2 separate regions of the Homo sapiens genome follow, and region 2 is linked to region 1. Evidence: read pairs that join two places in POLR2A ChIA-PET (ENCODE). Cell type or tissue: OCI-LY7. All regions are shown on one strand. Each heading gives the region's core, and the rest is flanking DNA. Links, peaks and the distances in the headings are about the cores only.

The links. ChIA-PET counts read pairs that join two places held together with the same protein. Peaks named below come from ENCODE experiments on the same cell type or tissue, not always from the same donor. Only the 100,000 strongest peaks of a DNase experiment are listed, where the experiment ranks them.
Region 2: POLR2A ChIA-PET joins it to region 1 with 8 read pairs; 16 of 35 experiments call an interaction of 5 or more read pairs at or near these places.

Annotation. Positions count from the first base shown.
Region 1 is chr7:44,202,928-44,219,111 of GRCh38, forward strand. It overlaps YKT6 (YKT6 vesicular SNARE protein), which reads left to right. Exons shown (of 7, transcript NM_006555.4): 2 at 1,641-1,723; 3 at 3,458-3,558; 4 at 4,461-4,565; 5 at 5,206-5,271; 6 at 8,096-8,197; 7 at 9,320-11,367. The coding sequence ends at 9,355. CAMK2B (calcium/calmodulin dependent protein kinase II beta) reads right to left here. Exons shown (of 24, transcript NM_001220.5): 24 at 14,227-16,184. Among named protein-coding and RNA genes, the nearest start is that of YKT6, 10 kb to the left of the region's middle. RefSeq lists enhancers at 11,214-12,129, 14,539-15,086, 15,087-15,632 and a silencer at 15,373-15,685. In OCI-LY7, for the core only: CTCF peaks have their summits at 11,577 and 11,782; DNase peaks (open chromatin) are centred at 11,184 and 11,614; H3K27ac peaks cover 537 bases.
Region 2 is chr7:44,074,714-44,080,166 of GRCh38, forward strand. POLM (DNA polymerase mu) reads right to left here. Exons shown (of 11, transcript NM_013284.4): 3 at 5,148-5,246; 4 at 4,858-5,028; 5 at 4,027-4,098; 6 at 1,796-1,916. Among named protein-coding and RNA genes, the nearest start is that of MIR6838, 4.0 kb to the left of the region's middle. RefSeq lists an enhancer at 4,844-5,453. In OCI-LY7, for the core only: no CTCF peak of the experiment used is centred there; no DNase peak of the experiment used is centred there.

The DNA.
Region 1 (16,184 bases), core at 10,352-12,851:
TTTTCCTTCCCATTAGTACTTAAGATTCTCAGAGATTTCACTTGTAGGACTTATACCTCACCTGCTTGGGATGCCCACACTAGTTTCCAATGACTAACAGCTGCAACACTAAAGGGACATCTCTACTAATATGTCTTAAAACAACACATGTCCCAGCTGATTTATTTATTTATTTATTTTATTTTAGATGGAGTCTTGCTCTGTCACCCAGGCTGGAGTGCAGTGGCACAGTGTCAGCTCACTGCAACCTCCGCCTCCTGGGTTCAAGTGATTCTCCTGCCTCAGCCTCCCAAGTAGCTGGGATTACAGGCGCGCACCACCACACCCGGCTAATTTTTGTATTTTTAGTAGAGATGGGGTTTTACCATGTTAGCCAGGCTGGTCTCGAACTCCTGAGCTCAAGTGATCCGCCTGCCTTGGCCTCCCAAAGTGCTAGGATTACAGGCTTGAGCCACCACGTCCGGCCTGAGCTTGTTTTCTTATAAGACCGCTTTACTTACGTCCTTTGTGCCCTATAATTACCCGATTCCAAAGTTGAAAAAGTAGTTTCCCAGCTTTTTTGGTCTTTGTATACATGCTGTCACAATGCAGTTCTTCCTTTGTCTCTTTATAGCCGTGTCTCAAATGCTGTCTCTAGGTTTACTGCAAAGCCTTCCTTGTTTGAGGTCTTCTTTTCTGAGGGGTTATTTTGATCACTTCAGTCCCTCAAGATATTAACAAGTAATACTGTGTGTGCAGGCATTGTTCCAAGTGCTTTACACGTATTACCTCGTTTAACTGTTGCACAAATCTTGATTTTTTTAATGTGGAGGCACAGCACACAGGCCCAGAGTCAGGCCTTCAGTTACCTATATGGCTCTGCTGGAGCCTGCTGCAGACTCCCATTTGAGCACCCTGCTTTGATGGCCCTGGTTGCCCTTTATATCACATCCTCAGTTGGAGGCTCCTTGTCAGCACCTCTTCCTCTGGCTGTACCATCTCCTGTGACTGTTCTGTTCTGGATAGATCTCTCTGTTGAGCCCATGATGGACCTTCTCCCTTTCACCCTTTGTATGAGCCATTTCCCACTTCTTTGTCTTGGATGAGCAGTTTTCCTTTTGTTCCATCCAGAGTGTCTTGCGCTCGTTCTGTGGACGAGCCCCAGCAGACCTGAGCCAGCACTCACTATGGGTGTATGTGGCATTGCGAGGGTCTGTCATGTGGACACAGCCATAAATGGTTGTGCATTTCTGCCTGACAGTTTTTGCACACTATTCTTCTAGTGCAGTTCTTATAAATGTCCTGCTTCTTGGAAGTTATTGGGACCTTGAGAGCAGGACCTGCCTCTTGTTTTTCCATTGCATTCCAAATTATGCATTCACCAAAATGTAAAATTGACTGTATCCTGTGGAAAAACCCCCCAGAAAATTCACCTGTTTTGGTGAGCCAGGTAGCAAACAGATGGAGCTTTCATGGTGATGATAATTCATAATTATCAGTATTTGTGCTCATTTATAGAGTGTTTGTTACTAGGGATGGGAGGGAAAGGAATGAAACCAAGAAGCAATGTCTACTTAATGTATAAGCCCAGAGGTCACTTTCCACTGTGTTGGGGACAAGGTGATAAGAAGTAGGCAATAAATACATTTTGTGTTTCTTAGCGTTCAGGAATTCATGACCTTCACGAGTCAACTGATTGTGGAGCGCTCATCGAAAGGCACTAGAGCTTCTGTCAAAGAACAAGGTAAGAAGACCCTCCAACTTCTGTGCGTGTGCTGGCCTGGCTGCCATGCCTCACCTCACATAGCACCCAGCTTTCTCCTTTCTACTGGGACCCTACTCCTCCTCTAGCTTGTTCTCTCTTTCCCACCTCTTCCTTTTCCTATTTATGCAGAATTCTGTGCCCACTGTTGAAGTCTGAGCTTCCCAGATAAAATTGCCCTCAAACTTAGACTCATTTAAGATTAGGGTCTGACTCTTTTGGAGCAGTAAGCAGCCTTCATATCGTATTCTTCCCTATCCTCTTCAGAGTTGCAGACCCCTCAAAAAAGGATTTCCAGCTAGCACTGTTGAGGTACTATATGTATTCTGTGCATCGTAGATTTTTTGATCAGGAATCTGAAAAAACTATTTTTTCTTTCTGATAATTCAGGTTTAGGCATTTATTTAGATGTGTATGTTATACAGACAGATCAGGAAAGAGTTACATGAGTTTCATCAGGTAGGGACAAAGATCATCTCACACTTATGCTAACCTCAAGTCACGTGACATAGAGTTACTGAATTGATGATATAAATGTCAGTTATGATACAGGCAGGATTGACTATATACACTTTATGTGGGATCTCTGTGCTATTAACATCATAGAAGTGAAATCGCATCACAAATATTTCAGTGTTCTTGCTCTGTTCTTCAAACTGTGCCTGCCCTTCCCACGTTTATTACTTAAAGACAATTCCTCCACTGACCAGGTTCTCAGTTTCTTTGGAGGGTATGCACTTTGACCCCATGTTTGAATCTTAATTGGGGATGGTATACAAAATCTGGAGAGCATTGGTGACAACCCCCTGTCCTCTTCCTCCTCCTCATTCTTGTTCTCATTTATCTCTGCTCTTTTCTGATTTCAGGGGCTCACCATCATTCCCTCCTCTTTTATTTGTTTTTCTGTTGTTTAGCATTGGAATCTTCTGGGTCAGATCCTTAAGGACAAGAAGGTTCTTATTTGTAAGCTGTAATCCTTACATTTCTCTTTCCTTGGGGATATGGTTAGCTGTATCAACTCTGAATCCTTTCAAAGTGATGGAAATGAACAATCCTGTGGATTGTGAATATTTTGCGGAAGACCTGTACAACTGTACCTTTCAATCATATGAGGATTTTAGCACAGTGCTCTGGAGGCCTTAGCTGGCAGTAGCTAATCTTTTTCTAGACTAACCCCCCTACTCCCAGTCACCCACCAGAGTGGAGCAAACCCAGCAGGTTGCTATAATATGGAAGACTGAGGCCCTGGGGGGTAATTTCCTGTCTTTTGGCTGCTCTGAAAAGATTTTTTAAGAAAGCAGAGGCCTCTTGGCTTGTCCAGGGTTCCCTAAGTTTGGGAGCAGCACAGAGCCCCAAGGGCTCCAGATCCCTAAGATATAGCTTGGCCTGACCCGAGCTTAAGGAATACACTTGGAAATGCTCCTGGGGCCATGTTGTCAAGGGTGTGTTTTCTGCACCACTGGCTGTTTCTTTAAGCCCTGGCTTTGCATACTGGGCCTCTGGGTATTTACTGGTCCTAAAGCAGGCGTTGGGCCAAGCTCCTGTGTGTGGCCCATTGGGCTGTGCTGCTAAGCCTCTCCACAAGACTTGCCCAGAGCTATTGAGCTTCCGAGTGGCTTCATTTGGCCTAACATTGGATGCTTTGATTTGGGGGGATTAAAAGAAGTCTGAAGCCCTCATGTCAGCATCCATGTGTCTGATCTCTTGTCTCCTTAGACTATCTGTGCCACGTCTACGTCCGGAATGATAGTCTTGCAGGTGTGGTCATTGCTGACAATGAATACCCATCCCGGGTGGCCTTTACCTTGCTGGAGAAGGTGAGTTTTTTATTTGCCTCTCCTGGACTTGGATGATGAATGGGCACATTTATGGACTGGGACAGGGGTTGATGGCAGTCCCTGAGACATAAGGGATGAAATGATGTGTCCAAAGTCAACACATTTTTCAGCCCCCTTCCCTGCAACCCAAGAGACAATTTGGCATCCCTGTATGGGTTTCCTCCCCGGTGCTGTCCCTCATGTGAGCTGGGTCTAGGCCACTGAGTCATAGCATCTATTCTCTGGGATGGGACCCTCGGAGACAGCTGTGCCTTGTGTTCTCGCCCCCTGTGCTTCTGCTCAAGGAGTCTCCCTCTTGAATGCCTTCACTCTCCCCATTGCCTCCTGCAGTTGCTGCATCCCTCTACCTTGATGTCAGTCAGTTGCACCACAGAGCTTAGCACCTAAGCATTCTTTAAATTTTTTTGCGTACGGTGCTAATTACTAATATTAACTCTTTGAAGTCAGAGGCTTCATCCTATACCCCAGAGCACCAAAATACCTCCAAACACATGGAATCTGGTGGTTTCTTAAATCTAGGGGACCTAATTCTCTTTTTTAAAAAATTGCTTTGGAAAATTAGAGGACCAGTGCCCCTTTTTTCTGGAAATCTGTAGTTTAAAATTCAAATACCTTTATTACTCCCCAAGTGAGGTTCATCTCGGGCTGGGCATACTTTTGATTCTCAGAATATTTAGGATATGTTTTAATGATAAAAATTTGGAAAGAACTTTAGCCTAGATTTTCTCTGTTGCCATTATATGTCCCCCTCATTCCTCCTTCCTGGGCTGTGAAGGCCAAGGAGCCTCATTCAGGGTGAGGTGCTCAGGGGTGAAGCCCTGTCATTGAGACCACTGGTGAGTGCACAGTGGGAGGCTTGTTGAGTCTCCTTTGTCTTGCAGGTACTAGATGAATTCTCCAAGCAAGTCGACAGGATAGACTGGCCAGTAGGATCCCCTGCTACAATCCATTACCCAGCCCTGGATGGTCACCTCAGTAGATACCAGGTAGGGTTAAAGGAAGCTTCAGCAGACACCATGTGGCCCAGAATCCATGTGAAACTGAAAAAGCCAACTGCCCTGATAGTTCTGGTCTAATTACTTCTGACAGCTTCTGATGCTGGTGTCCTCTCTCAAGCCTTACTGTTTGGAAAACAGAGAATCTACGTTCAGACCGGGGAACCCAAGCTCTAGGCAGGCTTTGGGTTTCTGTTACATGTTAAACAGGCTGTGGGTTTTTTTTTTTGTTTTTTGTTTTTTGAGTTGGAGTCTCACTCTGTTTCCCAGGCTGGAGTGCAGTGGCGCAATCTCGGCTCACTCAACCTGCACCTCCTGGGTTCAAGCGATTCTCCTGCCTCAGCCTCCCGAGTAGCTGGGATTACAGGCATGTGCCACCACGCCTGGCTAATTTTTGTATTTTTAGTAGAGACGGTTTCACCATGTTGGTCAGGCTGGTCTCGAACTCTTGATCTCTGGTGATCCACCCGCCTCATCCTCCCAAAATGCTGGGATTACAGGCGTGAGCCACTGTGCCCGGCCCAGGCTGTGGTTTTTAACCTGTGAAAGTTTGTCCAGCTTCCTCAGTTTTAGGTTTTGTTTGCAGGTAGCCACTCCAGTCCTGACTTTATTATTTTTCACTCTTTCCTAGAACCCACGAGAAGCTGATCCCATGACTAAAGTGCAGGCCGAACTAGATGAGACCAAAATCATTCTGGTAAGCAGGAAGATGGAGAGCAAGCCCAAGAACTGAGGCGGGGGTGCGATTTCCACTGGCCAGGCATGCACAGATCCATCCTCGTTTTAATATAATAGTAACCACGGCACTCTCCAGCAAGTGGGATTGCCCACCCCTTCCCCCACCCCGGGCATCAGACTGTCTTTCCTATACCCTTCTCTTGGTTAATGGCACCCATTGTTTCTAGGGGACCAAGCTGGGAACCAGTGGAACCCTCAAGTCTCCCTTCCTCATGGCTACTGCCTGTCTGACCATTTACTGGGTTCCTAGGGTTTGGCTTCTGAAGACCTGGATTCCCACCCTGGTGCCTTTGTTAGGGTTTCGGGTGCCTCCACACCCCACAGGTGCCTCCCCTTGCAGCGTTTGCATTGAAGGTGAACAGATTGAAGCACCGTGCACTGACCACAGGGCAGCTTCTGGAATATGGGCCCAGGGTTGTCACATAGGCCCCTTTGAAAAGAGCCAGAACCCTGCATTTTGAGCTGAAATCTCCTGATTTGTAACTGTTGCTTCAACTCTTTTTTTTTAAATTTTTGCATACAAGTGGAATGTAAGCAGCTATCTGTTTTTCTCAGGTTTTTCTCTTACAGCCTTTGCCTCTAAGTGGTCCCCTTGCCTCCTGCTCACCTCCAGTCTGTCCACCAGAGAGTAGTCATTGATCTGCACAACTTAGAACCCTTCAGCAGCTCTCAGATCCGCCCCAGGATAAAGTGCAAACTAACTCACAGTCTCCTGACTGGGCCCTGTTCTCTCTTATACCCTTTCTTGCCCAGCTCACACACAGGCGCCTGAAGGTTGGGCCTTTCTGACCAGATGTCACAGTTTTGTCACTGCTTGTTTACATGTCTCCCTGACCAGCGTATGAGCACTGGGACATCTTTCCATCCTGCTCATGATACAGTGCCTAGTTTATACCATGCTCAGCAGTTGATAGATACCTGGAGTGGATTGAAACCCACATACAAAGCTTTACCATTTACACAGGCATAGCTTTAGTGTGTACATCAGCGTCTCCTGGGGTTGGAGTTGTTGGCCTGCGATGGAGCCTGGGAACCTGCATTTTATAAAAAGCATCCCAGGGGCTTCAAACACAGGTGTGCTGACTGCACTCCAAATAACGTGGCTTTGGAATGAACGATAGATGTGAAAGTCTCATGGTATCTGTGTCTTTTGAAACCTTGTGAGCTTTCTTACCACCTAGGTGGCATTTCTCCGTTTTCTCCTCAAGCCATCTCTTTCTGTTGCTCAAGTCCTAGTCTGAGTACCATGACACCTGGGACACCCGCTGTTTCTCCTCTCCCCACGGTGGGGAGTGGATGAGTCCTATTCACCCAGCCTCATCTAGCTGCAGTTGTAAAATCTAGATGATTGGTGTGCATATCTGAATCAGTTAACTTTCTGTGTTAAAAATTTGAGTCGCTCAGCTGTGTGTAGGGATGAAGGACATTCTTGCTGGCTCCTTGTTCTATGGCGCTTCATGTGTGCATCTAGCTGCTGCAGCAGTGGCCATCTGAGGAGAGAAGCGAGCTGCTGCTTCCTGAGGGCCCTGGCAGCAGAGCTGCTGGCTCTTGTGAGGTCTCCATCTCTAGACCCCTTCCCATGGGGTCAGTGTTTTCATTTCCTAAGTCAGAGTTTGTAGTGATGACATTTAGGACATAGCCCATTTAGAAGGCAGGACATGTTCTGTCATAGTGCTGTCTGGTATATATTTGGGGCATGTGTGTAACTTAGAATTTTCTAGGAGCCATATTTTAAAATGATAAAAGGAAAATAGGTAGAATTTAATTTAATTATATATTTTACTTAACGCAGTATATCCAAATACAATTTTTCCAACATGTAATCGGTATAAAACTTGTTTTTTTTTCAGTATAAAACTTACTAATGAAGCATGTGTGAGTTTGCATCTGAAATCTGGTGTGTCTGTACTCAGAGCGCTGCTCAGTTTGGACTTGCCTCACATCAAGTGCTCAATAGCCATTTCCCACCGCCTTTTGTTTCCTGTGGCTGCTGTCAACAGAAACCCTCAAATATTTGCTTTTAACAGATAGCTCTGTGGGCCTGGCTGGTGTCTTTTGGGGCTCTGAGTGTCTGTCCCAGGCCTCTCTCCAGCCTCTGGTGGCTGCTGGCCATCCTTGGCATTCCTTGGATTAGAGGTGCATCACTTCAGGCTCTGCCTCTGCCGTCACGTGACCTTCTGTGTGTGTGTTTCCGTTTCTTACCAGGACATCAGTCATGGAATTAGATGCCACCCTAATCCAGTATTACCTCTTCCTAACTAGTTACATCTGCCAAGACCCTATTTCTAAATATGGTCACATTCAGAGATTCTGGGGATGTTAATTTCTGGGATGCGGTTGGGGTTGGGGGGTGCGGTGTGGGTCACTCTCCAACCCAGTACAATCATATAGTGCCCAGCTACTCTTTTTTCCAAAGCTCCATGCACACGCACATGTGCGTGCACACACACACACACACACAAATGTATATATAAATGTGTGTGTATATATATATATGAGTTTTCCTGGAGTGCTGGTTATCTAAGCCTGTGCTGGGGACAGCTTTTTGGGAAGTCTGCTACATCCCAGTTAGATCTTCTAGATTTCACGGGAATGTCACCAGGTTCTGTTCCATCCACTTGGACAGTAACTATTCTTGGACCGAGTCTCGACACCTAGAGGTGAAGTTTGTGTGTGTTGGAGAGGAACCCAGGTAAGGCACTTTCCCCCATGACTGAAATATGAGGGGCTCATGTCAGGGCACGTACTGAACAGAGCTGGATTCTCTTTTCTTTTTTGTCCAGCACAACACCATGGAGTCTCTGTTAGAGCGAGGTGAGAAGCTAGATGACTTGGTGTCCAAATCCGAGGTGCTGGGAACACAGTCTAAAGCCTTCTATAAAACTGTGAGTACCCAGCACCTGCTGCCTCCTGGGTGTTCTCTCTAGAGAGCAGTCGCAGCTTGCTGCTTCTGGCACTCTCCACTATGAACGGGTCTTTCTTAGACTGTTGAATCATGGTGGATGATTCCTTGTGCGGCAAGAGCCTAAGGTGAGCGCCTCAGGCCCAGGTGGTTGGAGGCAGTTCACTTGGGCGCCGTTGGAGTCGATGCGGGCCGAGGCCTTGTTCCACTCCTGCCTCTGCTCTGCCCTCTGCTGCTCTGGCTGATTTCTGAACTCCTACTCCCAGTCCAGGAAGGCTGGTTCAAGTTCTGATCACCAGAGATTTACTGTTGAATCTTATTCCTCTTTCTGCTGAGTAGACATAAGTCTTTAAGATGCAAGCAATTCAGCCTTCCTGAAGAGGTTCTTAAGCTTTTAATTTCCCTTTGACAGAAAATATTTAATTGACAAGGATGGGTGCTGCTGACTGCCGCTTTCTCTCAGGTCAGTGCTCATGTCTTCCTATGTGGAGATGGCACTGTTGGCCCATGGTTGGATAGTCATAGGGACAAATTTACTTGGTCTGTCCACACACATTTGCTTTCATGTGCACATTGGAGGGAGATGGCTAGGTGGGATTAGGAAGATAGTCTGTGACCAGAAAGCAAGAGAGAAGGTGGCAACAGTGGTCCCCACAAACCACATCCCAAGTGGGAACCACATCTGTTGTCCTCAGGACCATCTTCTAGGAAGAAACACCACCGTGGTGGTCAGATAGCATTGTGTGAAGACAGGAGTGGGGCAAAGTTAAGATATTCTGCCAATCCCATTTGTATTATTGGTCCTTTGTTTGTACCTGGCCTAACTGTAGGAATTTTACTCACTTTTTGATAGCATTAATGGGGTGTGAGAAAAGAAAGGAAAAAGGATCCCAGACTAGTTTTGGAAGCCGGGGCCCGCCTTGTGCTTGGTGATGGGAATTGCTTGTGGACAGCTTCCCTCAAGGCCTCCACCCCCACCCTGTTCTAGTGCTAGTTTCTCTGCCTGGCTGTGTCCTGTGGAGCTCCCTCTGCCACGCCTGCCAGGATTGGGGCTTCCCTTACTTCGTCAGTCCTCCTTCTCAGCTCCTCTTTGTTTTTTTCCAAGGCCCGGAAACAAAACTCATGCTGTGCCATCATGTGATGCAGCCTGCCAGAGGCCCAATGCTGGAATGGCACCATCATTCACATCAGAACTGCAGCCCCTGGAAAAGAAGAGACAGCCATAGACGAGGAGCCAGAGTGGGGGCAGACTGGCCATTTTTATTTTGAAGTTCCTGCGAGAAATGGATGGTGGAAGGGTGGCGAATGTTCAAATTCATATGTGTGGTAGTGATTCTTGGAAAGAATTTGAGGTCCCCAAAGGTGTATTTTTGGGCAAATGAAACCATAAACTCCGACTGGCTTCTGTAGATGCCAAAGGGCTCTTTTTCAGCTAACCCTGGGAAGGCTCTGTGGGAGGGAGGTCGGAGCCAGCTGTTTCTCGATCTTTGGTATATCTTTGGATCTTATTTGTACATTAATGATATTAACACTCCAGTGGGGGGTGGGGAGTCCCTGATGCTAGGGCTGGGGTGGGTGGAGTTTGAAGACTCTTGGGAAAGCCTCTCCTGGGGCCACTGTTGGGGGTGGGAGTGAGCCCACCACAGAGGCCACAGGCAGGCCCCCACTTCAGGCCCAAGGCCTGGGGCGGGGGGAACAGTCACTGGGTCTCAGATTCTGAGACTGTTGTTTAGCTTACCTTTCTGCTAGGATTGGCTTCCCGCAGAGGGCAGGGCCCATCCTAAGCAGCTTCCAAGTCCCACAAAGGTGGCTTGTGGGAGGATTTGGAAGGAGCTGCATTGTGGGCGGGGAGTGTGTGGGTTGGGTTCGTACCAGCAAGTAGACTAGGAACTGAGCCCAGGAAAGGGGGATGTTTTCCTGGTGTTTGGATGGTCAGCTGGGAGTGTCCATCATCAGGGGAAGATCAAACACAGGTGCACTCAGCTGCCCAGGGCCTCTGGGACACTTGCCTTGACTTGCAACTTGCCTTGAACATCACGATCAAAGCAGCAGGTGCTGTGGTCTCTCAAAATTGATTTTTATTTGACTCTGTGGCTCTAAGACTGCCTTGAACCGCCTGAGGCCTATGCATCTGAACAAGTGGGTCTCTCCCTTGAGCACCAGGAGTGGGTGCCAGCCGGCCCCGAGGATTCCCAGCACCCCACCTATGGTCTTGCCAGCATAGGCTTGCTAGTTCCTTCTTGGTCAGAGGTAGCTGCAGAGGGGGGAGGCCAAGGGTTTGGTCTAAGCTGTGCCCTGCCACCTGGCAGGAGGCCCACTCACTGCCCAAGTCATGGCAACAGGCTGGAGCAGCCCAGGAGATGGGCCTAAAATGTTCTGGATCCCTTGGGTCCTAGTGTTATGTTCCAGTCTGCCCACCTGTGCTCAGGATGCAGCCCTGGGATCCAGCACCCATGGAAGCTTCTGCTGGGATGGTGTCACCTATGGGTTTTGAACCAGTGTGGTATGGTCCTTGGGAGCTCTGCTCTGAGCTTGCCACACTGCTGAGAGCACCCACTGTCCTGACCAGAGTCTCAGTGGTCCTGACCCCCAATGTGGGCAGGGGCTGGGCAGGAGGGTGGGGTCTGCTGTGGGTTCAGAGGACTCCACCTCCTGGCTGGTTTACCTGCTGCTGCCCATTTTCTCTGGGTACTGCTGGCCAGAGGACTTTAGCCTACCCCTGAAGAGCCTGTCCATGTCATTTTCCTACTGCCATAGATACCCTAAGCCCAGGGCCCCTTGAGGCCCAGACTCAGCCTGCCCACTGGTGCCGGAGACGGAGTGGAGTGGGCCTGGATCCGAGGGATGCTACCTCTCCCTTTCCCACTTGAGGACCCTGGGGAGAGATGGGGGCGGGGAAAATGGAGGTATGAATTTGGGGTAAGAGGAAGTGAGATCTCCGCTTGCAGGTCAGCCCCTGCCTTGCAGGGCGGGCTGGCTTGACTCAGGCCCTGTGAGATAGAGGGCCCAGCCCAGCCCCACCCACAGATCCCCTGCTCCTGTTGTGTTCTGTTGTAAATCATTTGGCGAGACTGTATTTTAGTAACTGCTGCCTAACTTCCCTGTGTTCTATTTGAGAGGCGCCTGTCTGGATAAAGTTGTCTTGAAATTTCACAGTGGTCCTGTGCTTTCTTTGTGCTTCAGGGGAATCCTTTCTTCACCAAGCCCTTCCCCCGGGGGAGAGAGTGGCCTCATGCTGTGTGCCTGTGGGCCTGCCGCATGCAAGGGTCCAAGTTATCCTGACCAGCTCCTGTCCAGGAGAGGTAGCTGCAGGCCTGACTCCTTCACCTCCTTTCTATAGACCTTGCTAGCAGGAACTGTATTTTCTTTTTTGCTGTTAACCAGGTGAGGGAGCCCTGGAGTAGAAGAAGCCCTGTCATTGCTGAATCCTGTTGCCTGGTCTTAGCTGCAGCCAGGAGACCCACCCTAGGAAAGCTGCCTCATAGCTGCAGAGCCATGGGACAGGAGGCCCCATCCCCATCCTGATCCCGCTGTAGGCTTCCTGTCCCTCACCGCTGACCCCAGGGTCAATCTGAGACCACCTGGCATCCCACCAAGCACAGGTGGCAACTTTTCAGGAGCAGAGGGGGCTCCACAGGGTACCTGGAAGCTTCCTGGTTCCTGGAGGAGCCAAAGCTGACCCCTGCTTTGGTTGGGAGGTGAACCAGGGGTAAGTCAAATTCAAGTCTCACATCTGGTTTTGAGTTCAGGGAACCCTCTGAAGCCTCTGTAGCCTCCCAGGGAGGCGGGCCCAAGGCTGCTTTCAGCCTGTACTTCTGATCCTGGAAGGCAGAGACCTCTCTGACTGGCCCAGCAAGCAGCCTTGGGCAGTGCTCAGCTTTTCCTGTTCTGAGGACCTGCCAGACCTGGGTTGGGGTGGGATGGGGTAACCCTTAGGGTCATGTGGCCCAGGGAGCTTTGTTCAGAGGGTGCTATTTAAAAGTGATGAATGGGCCGGGTGCAGTGGCTCATGCCTGTAATCCCAGCACTTTGGGAGGCTGAGGTAGGCAGATCATTTGAGGTCGGGAGTTCGAGACCAGCCTGACCAACATGGTGAAACCCCATGTCTACTAAAATACAAAAGTTAGCTGGGCATGGTGGCGGGCACCTGTAATCTCAGCTACTCGGGAGGCTGAGGCAGGAGAATCACTTGAACCCAGGAGGGAGAAGTTGCAGTGAGCCAAGATCGCGCCACTGCACTCCAGCCTGGGCGACAGAGTGAGGCTCCCTCTCAAAAATATATAAAAATAAAAGCGATGAATGAAATGCCCGTCGGTGGTGTCCTTTTTGCCTGTAGCGCTTGGCCCAGTACAGGGTGGCTTAGCCCTGTGTGCTGTGCCCTAATACCTCATCAGAGTTGCTGCCCTGATGGCATCTGCAGAAGGGCCTCAGGAATAATGCATGTGAGGGCGCACGATCCGCAGTGCCTGCAGCCTTCCTGGGGGAGGCCTGGCCTGGAAAGCCTCCTCCGATTACAGCTGATAGGCAAGTGGAGCCCTAGATACCATGCTGGGGACAGACACTGCAGCACTCGTGGGCACTGGCCTAGATTCTTTGCACCTGGCTCTTGGGACCTGCCACCTGCCCACCCACACACCTGAGAGCACCTGTCCAGGTGCAGACCATGGGGAGCAAGAAGCTGACATCCAGGGCCACTCTGCCGCGTGAAGGTGCTCAGGGTGGAGGAGGAGACTGAGGGCTTTAGCCAGTTCTGGGGGATCCTTCAGGCTCCTTGCCCATAGTGGATAGGACTGAGAGTGTGTAGGGGCACTCGTCTTGTCAGAAGTTACTTGGACCCAAAATGCAGGTGTGTTTAGTGTCTGGGACTGTTTTGAAGCCCATCCTTCTGTTTAGGAAAGTGCCGTGGCACTGCCTGGGACACAGGTGTGGAGGGGAGCCAAGGGCAGGGCCACACTCTGAGCAGGTTGCCATGGAGACATGAGGGTGCATCAGGGGGCCCAGCGGGGGCCACGAGGGTGCGTCGGGGAGGGAGGAGGGCATTGAGGCTGAGAAGGGCCAGCATAGCACAGGCAGGTGCAGTTGCTTTCCCAGGCTGGGCCTGAGCGTGTGCCCCATGGGGCCAGGCAGCATAGGTGGTGGGTGGAGCCTGAGGACAGGAGAAACTTGGCAGGGGGTTACTCCTTACTCCAACCTAAGAGTTTGCGCTTAGCTTGGGCTGGAGATGCAGAGGGAAGGCCTCAGGGGTGCCTGTCTCCTTCACACCCAGGACGAAGTCCCCAAGCCTGGCCTGGCCCACAGGCCTGTAGCACCTGGCCAGTCTGGCCTGGTATCTGGCTTCCCTGTCTCCATTCCAGCTCTCTGTCCTGGATTCTGGGCTGGTTGTGTGGCCTCTGCTGGAGCCTCCTGGCCCCCATGGTGGCTGCCTACTGTATCACCTTGCGCCTTGCCTATGTCTGGTGCCCGAGGCTGATGTCCACACAGGCCTGCGTGCCATCTGTCTGCATAATCCACTGGGGTGGAGCCCGGCTCTGTGGTCACTGTGTGTCCTCAGCATCCAGAATAGCCAATACATGTAGCAGGGGCGGAAGGAAACAGCAGGACAGCCAGAGGTCTTGGTCCTGGGGCTCCTTCCTGCCCAGAGGCTGCCCTGGCCACATCCTTAGCGGCCACCGGGGGTGAATGGAGAGGTCAGGGGTGTTGGGGGCTGGGATCCAGTTTCAGTTCCAGCATTCAGGGTGGACAGCGCTGGGCCCAGAAGACTTCAGAGGACCAGAGGAAGAGGTGGAGACAGCTGGTAGAGCTATGATCTATGACTAGTGCCCTACCTGGGGTGAGCCGTTCACCCTAGAGGGGCTCAGGACTGTCAGGGCCAGCTCAGGGCTCCCATAGCACTACCTTTCATTGGAGGAGGGGCCCAAGTAGGGTCTTGGCCAGGGACCGGGCTTGAGTCTGTATTTTGGCGCAGGAGGTCGGCAGGATTCCAGCTAAAGCACCCAGCTGCACTTGAAGCAGTTTGTCCTGTTTTTCTTTTATTTGCAGTTTCCCGAGACAGAACAAAATAAGAATAATTTTTGTACACTTACAAGGCTCAGAAAGAAAAGACAATGAAACTCAGCAAAAAGAGAGAGGAGGGGAGGCCAGCCAGCACCGTGGGCAGCCGACCCCTTGCAGCGCTGGCCAGCGGCCGCCACCACCACACCGCGGACACCTAGCTAGCAGACCGGTGTGGCTTGCTCTTTAGGGGTCATGCAAAAGAATTATCCCCCAGAAAAAAAATCCCCAAATTATCCCAGACAGGCAGCTCCGTGGAGGTGACAAGGTGAGAGGGAGAGGAGGGGAGGAGGCCCCAGGACGCCAGGGTGGCCGGCTGCTGGGCCACGTGCTGTCCGTGGTGAGCCCTGCCGCTGTCCCATGGCCCAGGGAGCCACTGGTGCGGAGCCCGGCAGATGTTTACCCTGTGTTCATGGATGGGGACAGCTGTCCTGGGCACAGCGTGGACGGAAGATGGTGTCCACTCTGAGTGTTCATCGGTGGACAGTCCCCTTGGAGTTTAGGATCCTGTGTCCTGTTCCCCATTCTGTGCCCCTCCCTTGGCTTGATTTGTAGGGGAAGATAAAGAAAATCCTTGTTGAAAACAATGTGAATTGAAAGTGGGCAGGCACTGGGGCAGGAGCCCCTGACCCTCTGCAGTCAGGGCTTGTGACCACCCCCACCCAACCTGGCTTCAGACCCACCCTGCAGCCCCACCATGCTCGGGCTTGCCCTGTCCCCGAGCTCCCCCATGGTACACACCATCACAAGGGGCCGGGGACCCACCGCCTCGAACCCAGGCAGCCGACGCTCAGGAGCACAGGGCTAGACCCTGCCCTCCATCCGCTGGTGTCCTGGGCCCTGTGCCCACCTGTTTCTGTCCCCAGCCCGCCTTATCTCCATAGCTGCATCCCTGGCCCACCTAGAAGGTGCCCTCACACGCACTGCAGCCCGCCAAGGCACTGGCACACCTGACACTGCACGGGCAGCACTGCCCTCACGCCTCCCATGTGCCCTAGGCTGGCTCCCACTGTAGCTTTTGCTCCCTTCTGCTCCCGGCCCAGATTCCAAAGGCACTCCCACTTCAGTAAACCCCTGCACAGACCCTTGTCTCAGCCCAGAAGCTGGGCAGCCACCACCTCTGATCCCGCTCTGCCACTAGCTGCACCACCCGACCAAACCCCAAGCCCCAGGCTTCCCCAAACCCCATCAGCAGACGAATATGCCCAGACACAAAGCCTGGCCTCCCCTCCCAGCTTCAGCTGGGGGCTCAGGGACTTGAGCGAGGCCCGCAGTCCTTTGTCAAAAGTCTGCTCCCCCTTGCGGGCTGCAGAGAAGCCGAACAGGCTGGGGGAGGGCCGAGGGGCGGAAACAGGGTTGGGAGCTGCCAGTGCATCTGCTGCTGGCCAGCAGAGAAGGGACAGACACCTCACACAGGAGGGGGGCCAGCCCAGGCAGAGTCCTCTTGCCACAGCTGGCTGTGTTGGAGCTGTAGCCAGCAGTGCTGTCTCTTGCTCGGCGAGAGGCCCAAAACTAAGCTGTGCCCCTCTTTGCACTTTACTCCCCCAGAAGGACCAGAGCTGGAGCCCTGGGTGTGTAGGGGCATCTCTGAAGGCCTTGGGGACGGGACTCCAGTTTCAATACTCCAGGGGGTGAGGGGCCGGCCTGGGCTCTGCCGAAGGGTTGTCCGTGCTGGGTGTGTGGGGATACCGGGCACGGAAAACCCACACCTAGCCCTTCAGGGGATGAAAGGAAGGGAAGGGAAAGCAGGAACAACAGCAACTCTCAGGCACAACTAGCGGGAAAGGAGGCAGCCCAGCGGGCCCCCACAGCCCCTCCCAAGAGACAGCTGACAGTCACGACAGCCAGCGAGCACACCACGTGGAGCCCATGCGTTGGCAGGAGGATGCAGACACCTTAGGTGTGGGGTGTGTGCGTTA
Region 2 (5,453 bases), core at 2,738-5,237, 140 kb before region 1:
CTCTCCCCCTTTAAATTTTAAACTTTTATTTTGAGACAGTTGTAGATTCACTCGCAGTTAAAAGAAATAGCACAGAGGGAGATCCCATGTGCCTTTTACCCAGCTCCCCCAAAAGGTTAACCCCTTACAAAACTATAATTTTGCAACCAAATATAAGGATACTGATGTTGATACAGTCATGCCACAGGCTATCTCTTTTGATGGCTGTTTTTCCTTATGCATAAAGTGGGACCAAGAGGTGGTAAAAGGATGGAAGATGGCTTTGCCATGACGAACACCTCACTCTGGCCTACTTCTGTTTCCTCACCTATCAGCCTCCCACACGCAGTTAAGGAGAGGTTTATTTATTTATTTGAGATGGAGTCTCGCTCTTGTTGCCCAGGTTGGAGGGCAGTGGCGCAATCTGAGCTTACTGCAACCTCCACCTCCCAGGTTCAAGTGATTCTCCTGCCTCAGCCTCCCGAGTAGCTGAGATTACGGGTGTCTGCCACCACACCCAGCTAATTTTTTATTTTTAGTAGAGACAGGGTTTCGCCACGTTGGCCAGGCTGGTCTTGAACTCCTAACCTCAGGTGATCCACCCGCCTCGGCCTCTCAAAGTGCTGGGACTACATAAAGATGTGAGTCATGGCACCCAGCTAAGGAGAGGTTTAAATGTGAGGAACAGCAGCACCTGGCACAGTGAGCTCTCAGTAAACGCTGCTAACCATTCCTGACTACTCTTGCCATGGGGAGAGGCGATCAAGAGGAACCAGCTCTGCGGGTCTCACCTCCTGTCAGCTGAACTGGGCAGTGGCCCGGGGGAAGATGTGCGAAGAGGCAGTGGAGCTGGCAGTGCCTGCTGGGCTGTGGGGATTGCTTCAGCAGAGCCCTCAACCCAAGGGAGGTCCCAGATGGTGTGGCCAGAGTAGCCAGGCAGGCCATGCAGAGAGAACAGAGTATCTGCTCAACACCTGCCACTTGCCGGCTCTCACAGGGGAGCCTACGAATTCATTCCTTCCCACCTTTTTTTTTTTTTTTTTTTGAGATAGGGTCTTGCTCTGTCACTCAGGCTGGAGTGCAGTGGCTCAATCTCAGCTCATTGCAACTTCCACCTTGGCCTCAAGGCTTGACCTCCCGGGCTCGAGCGATCCTTGTACCTCGGCCTCATGAGTAGCTGGTACTACGGGCATCCACCATCACGCCTGGCTAACTCTTGTATTTCTCGTAGAGACAGGGTTTCACCCTGTTGCCCAGACTGGTCTTGAACTGCTGAGCTCAAGCGATCTACCCACCTTGACCTCCCAAAGTGCTGGGATTACAGGTGTGAGTCACCATGCCCAGCCTTCCTTCTCCATTTTACAGAAAATGTAACAGACTCAGAGAGGTTATTTCTTGGGCAATGGTCACCTACCTGGCAAATGGTAGATAAGACTCAAACCCAGGCCTAACAAACTTGAAAGCTGATGTTCTTTCTGCTGCTCAGTGCCACCTCTGCAGGCCTCCATGTACCAAGCACCACACTGGGCAGTGTGCCCAAGGCCCAGGCTGTCCCTGGTCACTGGTCAAAGTCTAACCAGTAGGCAGACACAAGCCCCTGGCATATCATGGAAGTTGCTGTGGTCAGCATCGTCCACTGAGAAAAGGCTTTGATAGATCCTGACTGCACTGGGTGGAGACCCCAGGAAGCCCACCACACAAAGCTGCCACCAAACCCTCTGCACCAGACTGCTCCCTTCCCTCTAGGGAGTTGATGCTGAGGGATCCAGGGTGCAGTTTAGGGAAGCCCAGGGCCCAGCCTCTCTGGAGGGCTCACCCGCTTTCTGCTGTTGGGTTAGTTTCTGGGGCTGCTCTCGGAGGTCATCTAAGGTTCGCAGTCCTTCCCGGTACCACCGGTCAGCAGTCTTCACACCGACCCCGAAGATCTGGGTGAAGAGCTGTGGGGAAGGAGCGTAGCCCGGTTGGGCAGAGCTCTCATGGCTAGACTCGGATGATCACCCGCTCCGGGACGGTGTGGCCCATGGAGCACCATGCACCAGGCAGGCGCCGTCCCCACTCGCAACCTGCCGTAGACCACAGGGCAAGGATTCAAACCTGGAGCCTGACTACCCAGCCTGCCGTCTCTGGGAACAAACCCACGCACACCCCTCTCCTCTCCTCTATGAAAGGGACTTACACAGCTCTAGCCTGTGATTCCAACATAATCAAAACAGTCACCCTAACACATCAGCACGAGGGGCTCCTAAGTCACTGGAAAAACCATGCCTCTCCCACCTAACAGAAGGTGGAACAAATTTCTGTGGTTCTCCTCCTTAGCCAACAGCAAAAAACAATGAGGAGTTAACAATCAAAAGGGTGGATTTAGGAGCAGAGTTGGCAGGGCTGGCTGGGGTGCTCACATATCTTCCCACAGAGGGTGGGCCCCAGCCCAAGCAAGTCACCTGCTTCAGGTCAGCCACTAGAGTCCCTCCCTAGGAATTCTGGATCTGAGACTGAGGGCAGGCCCACACAGTGGCAGAAGCTGTAGCCTGTGGCAGCCGAGCACCTTTTGTGGCCACATTTCCAACCGATGGAAGAAGCTGGTGCGTCGCAAGAGAGGGCGAAGCCACCGTGCAGAGGGGCAGAGGGGAGGAGGAGTGGCCTGGTGATACCCAGGTCGCTGAGCCCAGTTGTCCTGCAGACCGGCCACAGCCCTCCCCATCCTGGGCTCTGCTGGCCCTCCTTTCCTTTATTTTGTGAACCAACGGTGTGGGGTGGGTCACTGTCACTTGCAACCCAAAGAATCCTGACTAAAAATGATGAGATTAACCCAATTATATTGTTAATAAACTTCTCATTACTAATGTAATTTTCTGCCAGCCTAGATGCCTTCAGGGCTGGGGCTGAGGCTGACAGTGAAAGTACTCACTAACCTCACACCACTTCAAGGGGATTTCATCATCTTCAGGCCCCTCACTCCCACACTCACCACGGTGGCCCCACTCATCTGGTCCCCTGTCCCTGCCAGTGCCCCTTGCCCCCTTCCCTGCATATTTGAGCCCATTTGCCCTGCACACACTGCTCAAGTCTCTCCTCTTCGAAGCCCTCCCTGTCAATCCTGACAACATTCTGTGTGACCTCCCAAGGCCCCATCCACCCAGGAAGCCACACTTCACTGACAGTTATCCATGTGGCCACCGCTGTGACACCTCCAGCCACAAAGCCAGTTGGCAGAAGGGTGTCAAAGCAGGCACACCCGAGGCATCCAAAAGAACTCAGACGGCATTTCCCTATCAGACCAGGAGTGAGCAGAAACAGAGGGAAGGTGGCCATGGAAACAGGCAGGCTGACAACACTGAGAAAATAACACATAAGGTCCTGCAGAAGGCGGGCAAGGGCAAGCCCAGCATGCTCAGTGGCAGCACCCAAGGGTACATTTGGTTCACAGTGCTCTGTTTAAGATGCCACAGCATGTAATCTACTTGAGAATATTCCATCAAAAACAGTCAAGGCAGAGCGAAGTGGCTCATGCCTATAATCCCAGCATTTTGGGGACCAAGGCAGGAGAATCATTTGAGCATAGGGGTTTGAGACCAGCTTAGGCAACATTACCAAGACCCCATCTTTACGAGAAAGATTTAAAAATTAACCTGGTGTGGTGGCACATGCCTGTAGTCCCAGCTACTCCAGAGACTGAGGTGGGAGGATGGTTTGAGCCCAGGAAGTCAAGGCTGCCGTGAGCTGTGATCGCACCACTGTACTCCAGCCTGGGCGACAGAGCGAGACCCTGTCTCAAAAACAAAATAAAACAAAAAGCCCCAAAAGCCAGATGGTGCTGAGTGATCTAGAAAATTCTGTCCTCAAAACAAGCTTCTTCCTTGCCTGTCTCCACTTGGCTGCCTTGTGCATATCAGGTATCAGCTTAGCTGCCACTTCCTCGGCAAGACCTTCTCTGACCCCTGGGCTGGGTCAGCTGCCCCTGTTTGCCTCCCCGTGCATGGTGTGGACTGTGTTGTCATTCCCAGGGCAGGACATTCCTGGGGTAGGTCCGAGCCCTGCCCTGCGCACCTTCATGGTCTGGTACCTCTCTGAGCGCCGAACTCTCTCCACCTCCTCACACACTCCATGCTCCAGCAGCTCCTGGGGGAGGGAACAAAGCAGAACTCTAAGCCTGAGGGCGTGGGAAGAAAGAGAAGGGCGGGGAGTTAGGGTCAGGGCTGGGGGCCCAAGGACTGAGGCAGTCCCCTCCAACACCCGGCAGAGACAACTTTGTGAGGTCAGGGTCCAGTAGGACCTGGAAATGGAGACTGTGCCCAGGGAGGTGACCAAAGTTGCTGCCACACAGCTGGGAGGTCAGGGCTCCAGCCTCAAAGCTCCTTCGGGCCTGGAGTTACAGCAGCTGAGATGCCAGGTAACGTGGATCATCTCTCAGTCAAATAAGTCCCAAGATACATAAACAATTGCTTTTCAGAACATGTGAACTCAATACTACTTCATTTAAAAGCATCTTCTGTCACTGTGTATTCTTGCAATGAAAGTGCACTAAAGGACAACTAAACACACTGGGGCACTGAAAAGAGATGCTCACACTCAGGGTGCTCTCTTTCATTCCACTGTGGAGGGCAGTTTGGGACTAATGACAATGACAACAGTGTCACCCCTAGCCCTGCCAGGCCCCTCACAGCGCCATTCACTGGGTCCTCTAGGCCACCCAGGAGTAAATGGCTAGTGTGCACAGGAGGAATCTGAGCGCAGAGGGTGGCTTGTTGAGGCCTTGGAGCAGTGTCAGCACCCACGACTGTCTGTCCTCACCCACCCCCACAGCACCCTCTGCTGTCTCACCAGGCCCCAAGGCCTCCCCACCCACCCACTCACCCTGCTAGGATGGTAAGCACCTACCTGGACAACCCTAGAGGAGTGTTCTCCAAAGTGGGGAAGCCCCTGCAGCTGGCTCAGGGTTGTGACAGGGCTGGGAAGGGCCTTGAGCACCGAGGCTGCTCTGCAGAAGGTGAGGAGGCGGCCCTCACTGCCTTCAAAGCCTGCTGCCTCGGCCAGTATCTCCAGAGCCTCCTGCAGGGAGGGGCCCTAGGTAAGGGGCAGGGTGGGCAGCTCCAATCCCCCACCTACCACCCATCTGTACCCTTGTCCCCAACCCCCAGGGCTGGCCAAGGCTCATAGAAGCGGCTTACGGAGAGGCCAGTGTTGTGGTGTGTGAGGGGCGTAGGGCGCTGGCAGGCATAGGCAGGCATCCATGCTGGGCTCAGAGGCCCCTTCCTTGGCCCAGCCACCTGGGGATGGGCAATAAACAGGTCACTGTGAGGCTGCAGGGCTGGCAGGAGAGCCAGGCCGTACTCAGGCTTTGTTTCTCCTGGGGTGTCCAACTCGGGCCCTCTGGAGCTCATGGGACAGAGGTGGGCAACAAAACACCAGCGGCATGAGGCTGAGGGAGGCACCGCCCTGCAGAACAGGCTGTGCATGGGGCTCCTCATGCCAGG